Regions from separate parts of the Mus musculus genome. Here region 2 is linked to region 1. The links are chromatin loops, found by intact Hi-C in ENCODE. Cell type or tissue: left cerebral cortex. All regions are shown on one strand. Each heading gives the region's core, and the rest is flanking DNA. Links, peaks and the distances in the headings are about the cores only.

Region 1 (8,570 bases), core at 2,010-7,009:
TATCACGTGATATATGCTTAGAACAGTGGTTTTCAACTTGTGCATATTGAAAAACCTTTAACAGTGGTTCCCCATGGGAACAGGGGGAATTTTCCTGAACAGAGCACCAATGGCCCAGGATCTAAGATCACATATAGATGAATGGGATGTCATAACATTGAAAAGCTTCTTTAAGTCAAACGACACTGTAATCAGGACAAAACAGAAACCTATAGATTGAAAAAAAAGGTCTTTACCACCCCTACATCTGATAGAGGGTTAATATCCCATATATGCAAAGAACTCAAGAAGTTATACTGAGAGAACCAAATAATCCCATTAAAAATGGAATACAGAGCCAAGCAAAGAATTCTCATCTGAGGAATATTGAATGACTGAGAAGTACCTAAAAATATTTAACATCCTTAGTCATCAGAGAAATGCAAATTAAAATGACCCAGATATTTTCCCCTACACCAGACAGAATGGCTAAAATCAAAACTCAGGTGACAGCTGATGCTGGTGAGGATATGGAGAAAGAAGGAGACTTCCATTGCTGGTAGGATTAGAAGCTTGTACAAGCACTCTGGGAATCTCTTTGATGGTTCCTCAGAAAATTAGACATAGTACTACCCGAGGACCAAGATATACCACTCCTGAGAATATACCCAAAAATGCTCCAGCATATAACAAGGACACATGCTGCACTGTGTTCCTAACAGCCTTATTTATTTTAGCCAGAAGCTGGAAACAACCCGGGTGACCCTCAACAGAGTAATGGTTACAGAAAATGTGGTACATTTACAGAATGTAGTACTACACAGCTATTAAAAACTACTTCACAACATTCACAGTCAAATGGGTGGAACAAGAAAATATCATCCAGAGTGAGGTAACCCAATCATAAAAGAGGACACATGTTATCCAGTGATAAGTGAATATTAGGATAAAAGCTCGGCATGCCCACAATACAACTTACAGACAATATGAAGTTCAAGAAGAAGGAAGCACATAATGTGGATGCTTCAGCCCTACTAATCACAGGAGATAGAGTGAAGGAGGGACTTGAGCGGAAGAGAGGGGCAATAGAGAAAAAAGGGGTGACAGAATCAGTTGTGGGAGGAGATACACGAGAGATATAGAGTGTCAGGAAATTGAACAGAGGTGTATAGCAATGGGGAATAGGAAATTGGGGATGGCCAACAGATAGTCCCAAATGCCAGGAAAACAAGAGGAAACCAGGACCTGATGGGAATGACTTTAATCTAAATACCCAACAAAGGAGAGGGAAAACCTGTAGAGACCATAAGGAGAGGTTAGGCATGGCCGTCAGTTGAAGGATGTAGGCTAGCCTGTCTTCAGAAAAAAAAAAAAATTTAGCCCAGAATGGCTCCTGCCTAAAGGAAATGCAAGCACAATGAATGGAGCAGAGATTTAAGGAAAGACCATCCAGAGACTGCCCCATTTGGGGAGTCATCCCATATACAGCCACCAATCCTAGTCAGTATTGTTGATGTCAAGAAGTGCTTGCTGAGGCTAAGACAGTCTTCTGTGTCACTTTTCTTCAGCTACATGTGTTGCTCACAGGATAACAACACTAATCCGGTTGTATCTCCTAAATTTTCTCTCAAGTATGCAAAATCTAAAGTTGAGACTTGAGGATAACTTTAGAGAAAGGCATCAGTGTGGGGATGGAAGAAAATTGGAGTCGCAGTTGGCATTAGATGTACTGATTGCCAAGTGAAAGTAATATTTTTCATGGAAGATTAGCATCAGAGGTTACTCATGCATCTCTCTAGATCTGAGCATATATCAAAAGTGCTAAATGGGCTTAGTTTGTAGTAAAAGAAATCTCATTAAGTGGCTGTGGATTATTAGTTAGAGATATTGTGGGTAACCCTAATGTATTATAACTTGCATTTTAGCACATTATATGACATATGAATATTGAGTTAAATATTTAGAAAATAATGTCACCTTAATAACAATACTATAAGTTTTCATATAGACTCCATACCCATAGACAGAATGCGATTCTGTGCATAAAATATCACACATGTATTCACACACAAAAAATTATTGTAGTATGCCTACATTTTGGAACCTTATTTTCTGAAATAAACTGCTCTTAATATTTCTTGAGCATTATTATAATTTAAGCATGGCATATTATGTGGTAAGTAGCTTTATGAAACTGGACACCAATATGCCTTCAGTTAATTCAAGTTCACTGTTTGTAAGTTGTAATGTGCATAAATATATGAATTAGTGTGATAAATTTCCCAATAAGCATAGCTCCTCAGGATATTAGCACAGGAATGGTTCAGCCCTGGAATGTATTTGGCAGCCTATAATTACAAGCATAATTCTCTATATACAAATGGAGGCTTTAGTATAGGTACCATCAGGCACATACAGGTTCAAAGGCACAGGCATTACTGGACAGTTTCCTCTGTTTATAATATTGCCAGAAATCAAAGAATAATTACATAATATTTTGTTCATTCTCCTATTTCATCTTTATTTTTATTCCTGATGCAACAGGCAGGGAGTGAAGAGAAGGGATGGAGGAGGTTTGATGGAGAAATCTCCATGGTAACAAGCAGCTTTTGCTTTCTTTATCATTTTTGAGATCTCTCTTCTGATTGGTCCCAAATCTTTTCTCTATTTTCCTACATATACTCAGCCAGTCTGAGTCAACCACAGCTTTAGAAATCTATTCACATAAAAAAAAATTCAGTAATGCTCCTGGTTAATGTCTAGCTCTCAGCCTGTGCAAGGATCCTGTCAAAGATTGACTATAAACTGCTTCTCAGAGAAGGAGGAGTGCTCTGGAAACCTGCAGATGAAAAGGCAAATAGAAAGTCAGCATGGTGAGCTAACTTGCTTTGATTCTTCACATCCCTGCTCTGAATAAAACTGCTCCTATTTTCTGTACAAGGTACTTGTTCTTGCCTCTGGTCATTGTTTCAATTTTAAGATCTATCATTCAGGACTCTGACTTGGAGCTGTGCTTCATTTGCAAGGATAGTATATTACATCAGCCTTCAGTATCTGAAAGAGACAGAAACTGTGTTGCTCCTTAATCTGTTTTTGGGTACCAGAACTGTAAAGGATTTTTATAGCAGAACAATAGTTCTCAATTTTAACCATGAGACATTCTGGAATATTTCCTGACATCCCATTACCTAGTATGCTACTGTCCTCTGAGAGTACTAAAACCCTTTCACTGCAATTCTCCTTTGTTATCATCTTGCAAACATCAAAGGTCTCAGGTATTTTATATTACTTTAAATTCAAATTCTAACATCAAGTATAAGTTCTTATTGTTGGGATAAAACATAGTTCTATATTCATTCTTACATATCTGCATACTCCATTCTTTAAAGACAAACAAAGCAAAGAGTTTGCATATAATCCAATGAAAAAGGTTATTATACCAAAATTTCTGTTCTTTTTCTTTGAGTTTGAATCTTACCTTACTAAGGTTTCTAAACACCACCCATTTTCCATGAGTTATAGTATGTGAGTTTAGTTATATTGCTGGCTCTTAATTAATATTTATTATCATGGAACATTATTTCATTATTTTATTTCATATTATCCTGTGGCTATTGTGTGTTCTGTAGTAATTTTATAACAGCCACGTTTCTGTACTTGTGGATAATCAAAAATCCCCAATTGCATTTGATTTTATCTAAATATTGTTATGTGGAAGAATCAATTTATGATAATATATTGAATATATCATGCTCTATTATATCCGGCTTATATTTATTGTTGGTAATTCATCAGTGTTGAACTTCCTAACATTTGTTTAGAACAGAAAATGTTATTATCATTTTTTTCCAAATTTATCATCTCTATTGTCCTGGGAACTATATAGTTAACTATAGGGTTCTTATTGTTCTGTTCATCACTTGTATTCTTTTTGCTCCTATGTATCAAACACAATGCTAAACCTTGAGGATTTAATGGATTTGGGGGCTCATTTAAGAATCCTAATATTTTAAAACGTGAATGACATTGATAGAAATGGGTTGCCTTCATAATAATTTGTCCTCAGATTCCTTTGAGAAAATATTCTAAAACAATAAAATTTGTTAAAACATCTATAGGTTACATTCCAAGTCTGAATGAAAAGGAAGTTCTCTTTCTTATGATGCAGATTGTTTTGAAAATGGGGCTCAGATTCATAAATATAGGAATCGTCAAAAAATATCCTCTCTCTGTGAGGTAGCTCACATATCCACTGTAGGTACCACTAAGGATGAGTGTGATAAGAAAGATCAAATCCTAGTCACTTGTGAATTTTGCTTGTTTCACAGTACAAAGTGTTAGTCAATGTGGATTGGCCATTAACTTCAATAAAGGCATGAGGGTTTTACATAGAACCAAAGGTCTTACTTGATTAAATGTCCACCCTTGTGGAGGCAAGAATCTTTGTGGTTTTTGTAGGTTCCTTATACAAATACTTGTGAAAAAGAAGCCATACTCCCCAGTGAAGAGTCAGCTGGTAGTGATTGGTTAAATTTAGTACCGGGTAAAATCCCCTACATTTGTGTTTATTCTCAGATGCTATTGCTATATTCTGTGTCTGTTAATTCAGATGTCCATTTCCAAATTTTCATCATTTGCTAACCCTTTGCTTCGTACTCAAAACAATCCAACAATTTTTCAATAAGGCTTTACCACAGTCAGTTCTATGGAAAAAGTGCTTCATCATCCATTAAAATACTCTAGTGAGAAAATCATGAGTCATTTATATAACAGTATCTAAATCTGGAAGTCTCTTGAGAAAAGAGGGAGCTAGAGAGGAAGCAAGAGAAGATGAATATATCGAGGTGCTGTCTTGTCCTATATTCCAAGACAAATAGCAAAAAGCTTGGTTAATCATCTGTGCCACCTGATAAATAGATATCCTAGCTGGGCTTTCATTTTGTTTATATCCACTCATTAAGGACAGGAAAGGGGAGGAAGTCCTCACTCTAGTATCCACATGCTTAGATGATTTGATTTATTGTAGGCAAATCTACTCTTGCTGAATGTAAACTTGTAAAAGACTAGAATGTACAGGCCAAGGAAGAGTATGGGAGATTTGCTCTGTCATATTATTCATAAAAGAGTCATCATCCTTACTGGGAAATGATTTTCTGGGAAGCCATTTTTCTGAGGACACACAGCTCTGAAAATAACTAATCAAAAAGGCTCTGTAAGTTTCCCAATAAACTCACCAGTTACCTAGAAAGAACCTTGATAAATTTCTATTTTGACATGTTTTAATGTTAGTTGGGGGGTTAGACATTACTTGTACCTCTACCTGTTGGAAATGAATTTTTAAAATTCTCTAATTTTGAGAGTATAACACAGTTTTATTTACCAATTCTGCTTTCTGTCTCATCGCCACTAATATGTTTTCTCCTTTTCAAATATGGTTCTTGTTTTAATTTAATTATTATCACTTACCTATTATCTGTATGTATGCATGTACAGGTTCATTCTTTCCTTCATTCCTTCTCTGCTTTTATTGGTAATTTTATTTTTTACATTACAAATGTTTTTCCACTTCACTCTTTCCCCTCTACAAGTACCCTATACCATCTCCCCTTACCCTATCACTATAAGGGTGAACCACCCACCCACTCACCACTCCCACCTCAATTACCTAGCATCCACCTATGCTGGGGCATTGAGCCACTACAGGACAAAGGGCCTCCCCTCCCTTTGGTGCCAGATAAGGAAATCCTTTGCTATATCTGGGGCTGGAGCCATGGAGACCCTCCTCCTCTATTCTTATGAACTGGTTTAGTCCGTGTGAGATCTGGGGGTCCTGTTTGTTGATATTGTTGTTCTTCATACGGGGGTTGCATTCCCCATCAGCTCCTTCAGTCCTCCCTCTTCACTTTGGGTCCTCATCCTCACTCTGATGATGACTGGCTGAGAGCATCAGCATGTGTATATGTTAGGTTCTGGCAGAGCTTGTATGGGGACCACTCTACTAGGCTCCTGTCAGGAAATGCTTCTTGGAATCAGCAATAGTATCTGGGTTTGGTGTCTGCAGATGGAATTAATCCCTTGGTAGTGCAGTCATTGGAAGACCTTTCCATCAGTCTCAGCTGCATCCAGTCCCTGTATTTTCTTTAGACAGGAACAATTGTGGATGAACATAATTGAGATAGGTGGATTGCGTCATCCCTCAACTGGGAGCAGTGAGTGCCTATCCACTGGTTTAGGTCTCTATAGGTTCTGAGTTTCATGTGTTGGCCATTTTAGCTAATGCCAACCCCATTCGTCCTGGAAAACTCTTCCCTTCCTGCTATCTGGGACTTGGTAGTGGCCATATTCAGTTCCCCATCTCTCACTGCTACACACCTCCCTTCAATTTCCTGACCCTAATACTTCTCCCATGTCTCCTTTCATACATGTTCCTGCCCCACTTTTATCCTCCCCCTAATCTCATCCTCCAGATCCCTCCCTTCCTCTACTTCCTGTAATTATTTTGTTCCCTCTTCCAAATATGACTGAAGCATGCACACGTAGGCCTTCCTTTGTCCAGAGCTTCCTTTGGTCTGTGAGTTGTAGAGTAGGTATTAAGAGCTTTTGGGCTAATATCCACTTATCCTCGAGAATATATCATATGTGATCTTTTTGCCTGGTTTACCTCACTCGATGATATTTTCTAGTTGTGTCATAGAGTCATTGTTTTTAATAGCTGAGTAGTAGCAGCCCATTGTGTAAATGTGCCACATTTTCAGTATCCATTTTTCAGTTGAGGGACATCTATGTTCTTTCCGATTTCTGGCTATTATAATTAAGTCTGCAATATACATAATGGAGCACATGTCCTTGTATGTTGGAGAATCTTTTGCGTATATTCTCAGGAATGGTATATCTGGATCCTCAGGTAGAACCATTTCAAATTTTCTGAGGGACTTCCAGAGTGTTTTCCAGAGTGGTTGTACCAGCTTGAAATCCCACCAACAATGGGGTGTTCATCTTTCTCCACATTCTTGTCAACATCTGTTTCACATGAGTGTTTGATTTTAAGCAGTCTGACTGTTGTGAGGTGGAATGTCAGGGTCATTTTTATTTTCATTTTCCTGACAATTAAGGATGTTGAAAATTTGTTTAAGTCCTTTTCAGGCTTTTCATACTCCTCAGTTGAAAATTCTTTGGCTCTATATCCCATTTTTCATGGGGTTATTTGGTTCTCAAAATCTAAGTTCTTGATATATATATCAGGAACTAGACAAGGCTGCCCACTCTCTCCCTATCAATTCCATATAGTACTAGATGCCCTAGGCAGAGCAACTAGACAACAAAAGAAAATTGAATGGATACAGATTAGAAAGGAAGAAGTAAAAATATCACTATTTGCAGAGGATAGGATAGTATAATTAGTATAATTAAGTATAATCCATATATATATATATGAATGAATGGTATTATTCCTCAATTGGATGTAGAGTTGGTAAAGATGTTTTGCCAATTTATAGGTTTAAGTTTTGTCCTACTGATAGTGTCCTATTCATTATAGAAACTTTTCAATTTTATGAGATCCCATTTGTCAAAACTTGACCTTAGAACATGAGCCATTCGATTTCTGTTGAGGAAAATTTCCTCTTTGCCAATGTGTTCAAGGTTCTTTCCTGCTTTCTCTACTTTAAGTTTCAGTGTATCTGGTTTTATGGGAAAGTCATTGATTCATTTGAACTTGTGCTTTGTACAAGGAGTTAAGAATGGCTCAATATGCATTCTTCTGCATGATGACTGACAGTTTAATCAGCACCATTTGTTGAAAATGCTGTCTTTTTTACACTGGATGGTTTTAGTTCCACTGTCAAAGATCAAGTGACCAAGGGTGTGTGGGTTCATTTCTGGGCCTTCATTTCTATTCCATTGTTTTGCCTGCCTGCCTCTGTACCAATGTTATGCTGGTTTTAATCACCATTGCTCTATAACACAGGTTGAGGTTAGGACTGGTGATTCCTACAGTTCTTTTATTGTTGAGAATGGATTTCACCATCCTGGGTTTTTTGTTATTCCAAATGAATTTTAAAATTTATCTATTTCACTCTATGAAGAATTGAGTTGGAATTTTGATAGGGATTGCATTGAATCTGTAGATTGCTTTTGGCAAGATGGCCATGTTTTACTATATTTATCCTGCCAATCCATGAGCATGGGAGATCTTTTGATCTTCTGAAATATTCTTAGATGTTTCTTCAGAGACTTGACGTTCTTGAAGTATAGGTTTTTCACTTGTTTGGTTACAGTCACACCAAGATATTTTACTTTGTTTTACTTTGTTTTTACTATTGTGAAGGGTGTCATTTCACCAACATCTTTCTCATCCTGTTTATCCTTTTAGTAAAAGAGGGCTACTGGTTTGTTTGAATTAATTTTATATCCAGCCATTTTGCTGAAGTTGTTTATCAGGTGTAGGAGTTCACTGGTAAAACTTTTGGGGTCACTTAATTATACTATCCTATCCTCTGCAAATAGTGATATTTTTACTTCTTCCTTTCTAATCTGTATCCATTCAATTTTCTTTTGTTGTCTAGTTGCTCTGCCTAGGGCATCTAGTACTA
Region 2 (8,570 bases), core at 1,334-6,333, 70 kb before region 1:
ATATCCTTAGATCAACCACTGTGAGAACTGCAATGACAACAAACGTCCTCAACATCCTACCTTGTAGTCTAAGAAAAATCAGAGGTAACTAACAGACACAGATCCTACCATACCCAGAGTTCAAGCAGCCTTGGGACAGTGACGACAGTAGCATGCTACCATTAATGACCAATGACACTCAACAATAAAACCATTGTTTATTCTGTTATTATTCTTGTAGTTTACTAGATTACCTAGCCAGCTTTTCTTCCAGGTCAGTCTTTTGCTACTTAATGACTCAGTAGAGTCATGAGCTCTTCAGGGAAATCAATATATCATGTTCTGATCATAGCCAACTTAGTATTTTATCATGTAAAGAAAGAAATGGACACAGGAATTTTCATTGTGACCTTTTACTGAAGGATACTGTGAGTCTTAAGATTTAATGCTATTTTCTTTCTGTCTTTAGAGATCAGGTCTCTGTTATATATCCTGGATATTTCTGATACTGTATTGCTTAGATTAATGTATTCCTGACAGTAGAAATCACATTAGAGCTTTATATGTGTCAGAAAATTCCCTGACCTCTTTAAAACCACACATTAAGGAATTGAAACCCCATAGGAAGAACAACAATATCAACCAACCAAACTGCTCCAGAGCTCCCAGGTACTAAACCACCCACCAAAGAGTATACATGTAGGGACCCATGGCTCATATGTAGCAAAGGATGGTCTTGTCAGGCATCAATAGGGGAAGAATACCTTGGCCCTGAAAAGACTCAATGCCTCAGTATATGGGAATGTAAATGCAGGGAGGTGGATTTTTGATGGGTGGGTGGGAGAACACCCTCATAGAAACAGAGGGGTGGAGTATTGGAGAAGGGGTTACTGTGTGAAAAAAGGGGAATGGAGGATAACCAATAAGTTAAGAAAATAGCCTATGAAAATAAAAAAAAATAGAATAGAAAATCCACACATTAAAAGTTCCACATATACCATATTTGAGTGTCAATAACCACAGCATATTAACACAGTTTTGAAAATTGAGTTGAATGAAATATTTTTCAGATTTATGTGACACTGCAGCATTTCATACAAACTGAGTACAGGTGGAGTAGGGCATGGGCAGAATACTAAATTTAGTATTAAAATAACTCTTTGTGGAAGCATGAAAATATAATATAAACATTAAATTATCAAGGAACAGCCATGCACTGAGCATACAACAGATAATTTGGATAAGGAAACAAAGGCACATCACAATGGGTGAGCAGGCAGCAAAAAATTGTAAGATAGACAGTCAGGTGAAAAGGAAACTGAGAATCTCTGGCAAATAACTTAAAGCTAGGAAGAAGGAGCCAGAAATAGGAAGATTTCCAAAGTCACAGTGACTTTTTTTTATGTTTGTCAGTGTAGAATGAATATGTTTAAAACATTTTTTACCCTCTGCTTTTAATAGCCCTGCTTCCTTCCAGGAAGCCAGAGAGGAGCCAGTGAGGTATGAATCAGCACTGACGGAGAGCTCCAAGTATTCAGCAGGACTTGATGTCCATGTCTACATATGGGATTTCTCTCCTGATTGGATCTGATTCAATTCTCTATTTGAATACACATTCTCAATCAATCAGAAGCAAGGAGAGCAAATAAATTTGTCTGCCAGGGAAGATTTCATTAGTCTGGTTGCTGGCTATATTCCAGGACTTATCTGGTCCTGGATATAACCACTGCCAGACTGAATGGTGCTAAAGAGAAGGGAGAGTGCTTGTGTCACTGTCAGCAGACAGCGCCAGTGAAATCATCAAAGCCTGTGCTTGTTTATTTCAGAGCCTCAATGCACTGATTGCTTTGGTCGTTTTGTATTGTAGCTGTCGCTCTATGGGAGATTCGGAGAATCTCTATGGGAGATTTGGAGAATGACACACTTTTCTCAGTCATGCTGGAATATGTCTTCTGCAAAGAAGATACAAGATTCAATCTCAGCTTGTGACAGAGACTAAGAAAAATTTTCACATTTTCACAAACTTAGGTTAGACACTGTGAGAAGTGCTGTGGAAGCAAATGCCTGCTACATACCACCATGGAGTCTCTGAAAAATCTTGATGTAACTAATAGACACAGATACTACCTTACTCAGGAACTAAGCATCCTTAGGGCAGTGATTCTGGCAGCAGGTTTTTATTTATGGTATGAATATTCAACAATTGAAACATTGTTTATAGTGTTATTTTATATTTAATATACTAGAATCTTGAGCATGTATGTTCTTCCAAGCCACTTCATTACTAACTATATGTTCAAGAGAGTCATGGGTCCTTTAGGGAAATCAATATATCATCCATCTCCTGAAGATCTCCACCTTGGTATTATATACACTATAGAAATGAAATGAGCACAGAAATTTTCATGGGGAACTTGTACTAGTGACTCCTTTGAGACCTATATTTTTTTTCTGTTATTTCGAATCTGTCTTAAGAGTCCAGGTCACTGTTGTATATCCTTGACATTTCTGAAATGTATTACTTTTTTTTTCAGATAATCTTTACAGTAGTAAACGAATTACAATTGTATGTACATCAAAATAATCTCTGTCCTCTTCATGAGCACACTTTAATTTTTACTTCACTTTACATATGGTTTTGATTATCTACAGTCCATGAACAATGTTTTCAACTCTAGATTACACTTAATACTCTCTCTCTATATATATATAAGAGACAGTTGCCGGGTGGGGGAAAAAAGAGACAGTTGTTTATTTTGTTATTTTGTTATTGCTCTTGTCCTTTACTAGATTTTCTTGGCTGATATTCTTCCACATCAGTTCTTTGCTATATAACAGCTCTTTAGAATCCGGAACCCTTTACAGAAATCAATAGATCATGTCCAGATCATCTCCAGCTGGTTAAAACGCAATATAAAGGAAGAAATGGATACAGTAATTTTCATTGTGATCTTGTACTCGTAGATATCTTGAGTCCTAAGATTTCTAATTATTTTCATTCTGATTTTAGAGAGCAGGCCTCTGTTATATATTCTGGATATTCATGAACCAGTATTATTTTGAATAATATATTCCTGACAGTAGAAATCACATTAATCTCTATATGCATCAGAAAATGGCATGTCTTCTTTCAAACTACACATTATATTTTCCTACACACAATGTTTTGTTTTACATAATCACAGCATATAAATATTGTTTTCAACACTGAATTTCATTTAATATTGTTCAGATTTTTTGAGACACTTGAGCATTTCATGAAAATTGAGTATTTAGGAAGCATAGTATGGGCAGAATATTGAAGTTAGGATTCCAAATCCTCTCTGAGAATACACTATTAAACATTATTGTACTAGGAAAGGTTACAATCAGAACATAAAACAGAAGCAATAGGGGAAGAAGATACAGGCACATCACGATTATTCAGCAGGCAGCAAAATTTCAAGATAATAAACAGTCAGAAAGGCTTGAAAAAAGCAGGGGAACTCCCACAAAGAGCTTAAATTTAGGCAGATGAATCCAAAAATCAGAACATACTTAACGTTCCACTATCTTGTATTTCTGTTGGTTTGTGTAGAGAGAAGGTTTGTCTGCCATCCACTATCCATTTTTCTGCTTTCTTTGGGGAAACCAGGGTGATGTGCTTGAGCTATGAATCAGCAGCATGGATGGAGATCTCCAAGGTTACAGCAGCATTTGATGTTCATGCCTAGAAATGAGATCTCTCTCCTGATTGGGTCTGATATCATTCTCTATTTGAATACACATTCTCCATCAATCAGAAGCAAGGAGAGCAAATAAATTTGTCTGCAGGGGAAGATTTCATCAGTCAGGCTGCTGGCTATACACCAGGACTTATCTGGTCCTGGATATAACCACTGCCAGACTGAAAGGTGCTAAAGAGAAGGGAGAGTGTTGTTACTGTCAGCAGACAGAGCCAGTGGAAATCTTCAAAGCCTGTGCTTGTTTATTTCAGAGTCTCCATGCACTGTTTGCTATGGTCCTTGTTTTGTATAGTAGCTGTCAGTCTATGCAAAATTCAGATTTGGAGATTGACTTACTTTTCTCAGTCGTGCTAGGATATGTCTTCTGCAAAGAAGATACAAGATCCAAGCTTCAGCTTGTGTCAGAGACTAGGAATTTTTGGAAATTTTTATATTCTTAAATTAGCCACTGTGAAGACTGCTATGGCAGCAAATGTCCTCAACATGCCAACTTAGATTCTAAGTAAACTCAGATGTAACTAACCAGCAAACATACTACCATTCCTCGAATCCAAGCAGTATTGGGTCTGTGCTGCTAGTAGCATGTTACCTGTAATGGCCACAGACCTTCAACAAGACAACTATTGTTTGTTTTCTTATTATTCTTATCCTTTACTAGATTCTCTAGGATGTTTTTCTTCCAGGTCAATTCTTTGCTACCTCAGAGCTCGATAAAATCATAAGCCCTTTACAGAAATCAATAGATCATGTCCAGATCATCTCCAACTGGATAAAACATGACATACAGGAAGAAATGGATGCAGTATTTTTATTGTTATCTTGTACTTGTGGATAACTCGAGTCCTAAGTTTTCATGTTATTTTAATTCTGTGTTTAGAGGTCAGGTCTCTGTCATATAGTGTAGATATTCATGAAACTTTATTATTTTGATTTATACATTCATGACAATAAAAAAATCACATTAATCTGTACATGCATTAAAAATGCCATGGTATTTTTCAAAACACATATTTATATTTGTACACACAATGTTTTGTTTTGGATAATCAAAGCATTAAAACTTGTTTTCAACACTGAATTTCTATTAATATTTTTCAGGTTTTTGAAACACTCCAGTGTTTCTTGCAAACTGAATACTTGGGGAGCAGGGTATGGGCTGAATATTGAACGTTGTATTCCAAAACCTCTTTGAAGATACCCTATAAAACATTATTGTACTGGGAAAATCTAAAACATGAATATACAACAGAAGCAATTTCCAAGGGAGATGCAGGCACATCAATATTTAGCAGGCCACACAAAATTTGCAAGATAATAATCGCAGTCAGAAAGGCCTTAAAAGAAGCAGAAGAACCTTGGCAAAGAGCTTACATCTAAGCAGAAGCAGCCAGAAATCAGAACACCCTTAACATTCCACTAACTTGTATTTCTGTTGGTTGTGTAGAGAGAAGAATGTAAAACCAGCTTTTTTCTCCATCCATTTTCGGTTTTTCTAATTCCTTTTGAGAATCCATGGTGAAAGTGTTGAGGTATGAATCAGCAGGACTGATGGAGATCTCCAGTGTTGCAGCAGGATTGGATGCCCATGTCTACATATGAGATCTCTCTCCTGATTGGATCTGATTTCATTCTCCATTTGAATACACATTCTCCATCAATCAGAGGCAAAGAGAACAAATAAATTTGTCTGCAGGGGAAGATTTCATCAGTTAGGCTGCTGGCTATACTCCAGGACTTACCTTGTCCTGGATATAACCACTGCCAGACTGAAAGGTGCTAAAGAGAAGGGAGAGTGTTGTCACTGTCAGCAGACAGAGCCAGTGAAAATCTTCAAAGCCTGTGGTTGTTTATTTCAGAGCTTCCATGCACTGATTGCTTAGCTCTATGTTTCGTATAGTAGCTGTCAACCTATGGGAAATTCAGGTATCTGATTTGAAGTGTGACTTACTTTTCTCAGTCATGAACGTTTGTTTCTTCTGCAAAGAAGATACAATATTCAAGCTTCAGCTTATGACAGAGTCTAGGGGATGTCTGACATCTTCAGATCTTTTGTTCAGGTCCTGTGAGAATTCCTGTGGCAGCAAATATCCTCAACTAACCACCATGAAACCTCTGAAAAATCTGACGGTAGATCATACATTATCCAGAATCAAATTACTCTTCAGACAGTGATGATGGTTACCTGTTGGCATTAAAGGCAAGAAGCATTTATAGATATAACCACAATTTATACTGTTATTATTGTTTTAATTTACTAGATTGTCTAGGTGGTCATTTTTCCAAGTCAATTTTTTGCTAAATAACAGTTCAGGGGATCTTGACCCCTTATGGAAATCACTATATTATACTTTGATTATCCACACCTTGGTATTACAGTATGTAAAAGAAGAAAGTGGGCAGTTATATTCCCCGTGACCTTTTACTAGTGGTTACCTCTTAGACCTATGATTTTCTGCTTATTTGTATTCTGTCTTTAAAGACCTATTCTTTGTGATATAATCTGGACATTTATGAAACTGATCTATTGTGGTGAAGATATTCCTGACAGTCTTAAACACCTTATAACTATATATATATATCAGAAAATATAATGGCACCTTTACAACCACATCACGTTGATTGTTCCAAATACACCATGCTCTTTTGTGAATATTCACATCATATAAATATTGTTTTCAGCACTAAATTCCACCAAATATTGTGGAATTGTATGAGACACTCCAGTATTTCATGCAAACTGAGTATGCTTGGAGAATTGCATGGGCAGAACATGGCACTATAATTCTAATAACTCTATTATTATTACAGTATTAGATAATATTTTCTAGGATATTCTATAACCATAGTTTACAACAGAAGCAATTGGTGAAGAAGACACAGAAATCCTGCTATTAGTCAGAGGCAGCAAAATTTGCATAATAAAAGTAACAGTCTTTTTGGTTCAAAAAGAAACAGAACCTATTTGGTAACTGGCTTGAATCTAGGCAAAAGAAGCCAGAAATAAGAACAGCTCCAAGATTTCATTGACTTGTTTTTCTTTTGGTCACTGTAGATAGAAGAAGTTAAAAACAGTTTTTCTGCCATTCACTTTCAAATTTTCTACTTCCATAGGGAAACTCAGGGAGGAAGGGGGTTGGAAATGAATCAGCAGCACTGATGGAGACCTCCAATATTACAGCAGGTTTTGATGTCCGTGCCTAGGTTTGAGATCTCTCTCCTGATTGGATCTGTTTCCATTCTCAATTTGAATGTTCATTCTCAATCAGTTAGAAGAAGTAGAGCAAATAAATTTGTCTGCAAGGGTAGATTTTACCAGTCAGGCTGCTGTCTATATTCTAGGACTTTTCCCCCCTTTTATTGGCTTTTTTCTTATTTACATTTTAAATATTATCCCCATTCCAGTTCTCCACTTCAGAAACCACCAATCCCATTTCCCCTCCCCTGACTCTCTGGGGGTGATCCCTCATGTAACCACCCACCCACTGTCAACTTTACACCCTGGCATTTCCCTATACTGGAGCATCTAACTCCCTCACACCCTAGTTCTGCTCCTCTTACTGATGTACAACAAGGCTATCCTCTGCCACATATACATTCACAGCCCTGGGTCCCTACATGTGTATTCTTTGATTGGTGGTCCAGTCCCCTGTTGCTTTGGGGGTATGAGCTAGCTGACACTGTTGCTCCCCCCATGGGGTTGCAAATGACTACAGCTCCTTCATTCCATTCTGCCTCTCCTCCATTAAGGATCTTCTCTTGGTCCAACGGTTAGCTGCAAGCATCCACCTCTGTATTTGTCAGGCTCTGGGAAAGCTGCTCAGGAGATAGCCATATTAGGTTCAAGTCAGAAAGTACTTTCCAGCAACTACAATAATATAAAGGTTTGGGATGGATCCCCGAATGTGGCAGTCTCTGGACTGCCTTTCCTTCGGTCTCTACTCTACACTTTGTCTCCATATATCCACCAGTGAGTATTTTGTTTCCCCTTCTAAGAAGCAATGAAAAATTCACACTTTTGTCTTCCTTCATCTTGATCTTCATATGGTATGTGAATTGTATCTTGGGTCTTCCAAAATATTGGTCTAGTATCCACCCAAAACACAGAATAGCGAAATCTACTCTCAACAATAAAAGAACTTCTGGGGGAATCACTACCCCTGATTTCCAGCTGTATTAAAGAGCAATAGTGATAAAATCTGCATGGTATCGGTACAGTAACATGCAAGTAGAACAGTGAAATAGAAATGAATACCCAGAAATGAATTGACACACCTTTGGTCACTTGATCTTTGAAAAAGGAGCTAAAACCATCCAGGTGAAAAAAGACATCATTTTCAACAAATGGTGCTGGCAGCCAACATGTAGAAGAATGCAAATTGACCCATTCTTTTCTCCCAGCACAAAGCTCAAGTTCAAGTAGATCCAGGACCTTCATATAAAACCAAATACACTGAATCTCATAGAAGAAAAAGTGAGTAAAGTCTCAACCAAAGAAAAACTTCCTATATTTTCTCTATAATCAAGAATTGATAAATGGGACCTTATAAAATTACAAAGATTCTGTATGGCAAAGGGCACTGTCAATAGACAAAATGGCAACAAACAGATTGGTTAAAGATCTTTACCAATCCTACATCTTATATCGAGCTAATATTCAATACACACAATGAATTCCAAGAATTTATCTGGTCATAGATATAACCAATTCCAGAATGAATGGTGCTAAAGAGAAGGGAGAGTGCTGTGTCACTGTCAGCAGACAGAGCCAATGGAAAGCTACAAAGACAGTGCATTTTTATTTCAGAGTTTCCATGCTCTGATTCCTTGACTCCCTATTTTGTATGCTAACTGTCACAATATGGGGAA

Evidence for each region. A loop is a pair of places that touch in the nucleus more often than their neighbours do. Peaks named below come from ENCODE experiments on the same cell type or tissue, not always from the same donor. Only the 100,000 strongest peaks of a DNase experiment are listed, where the experiment ranks them.
Region 2: it touches region 1 in a loop (12-fold over the local background); 4 of 42 quality-filtered maps call a loop at or near these places.

What each region holds. Positions count from the first base shown.
Region 1 is chr7:61,609,442-61,618,011 of GRCm38, reverse strand. It overlaps B230209E15Rik (RIKEN cDNA B230209E15 gene), which reads left to right and starts at 2,685. Exons shown (of 5, transcript NR_045727.1): 1 at 2,685-2,852. In left cerebral cortex, for the core only: no CTCF peak of the experiment used is centred there; DNase peaks (open chromatin) are centred at 2,606, 4,390 and 4,841; H3K4me3 peaks cover 3,312 bases; H3K27ac peaks cover 3,386 bases.
Region 2 is chr7:61,678,426-61,686,995 of GRCm38, reverse strand. Mir344d-1 (microRNA 344d-1) reads left to right here and starts at 3,804; the gene lies at 3,804-3,872. Mir344d-2 (microRNA 344d-2) reads left to right here and starts at 1,645; the gene lies at 1,645-1,724. In left cerebral cortex, for the core only: no CTCF peak of the experiment used is centred there; DNase peaks (open chromatin) are centred at 1,465, 1,806 and 3,804; H3K27ac peaks cover 1,896 bases.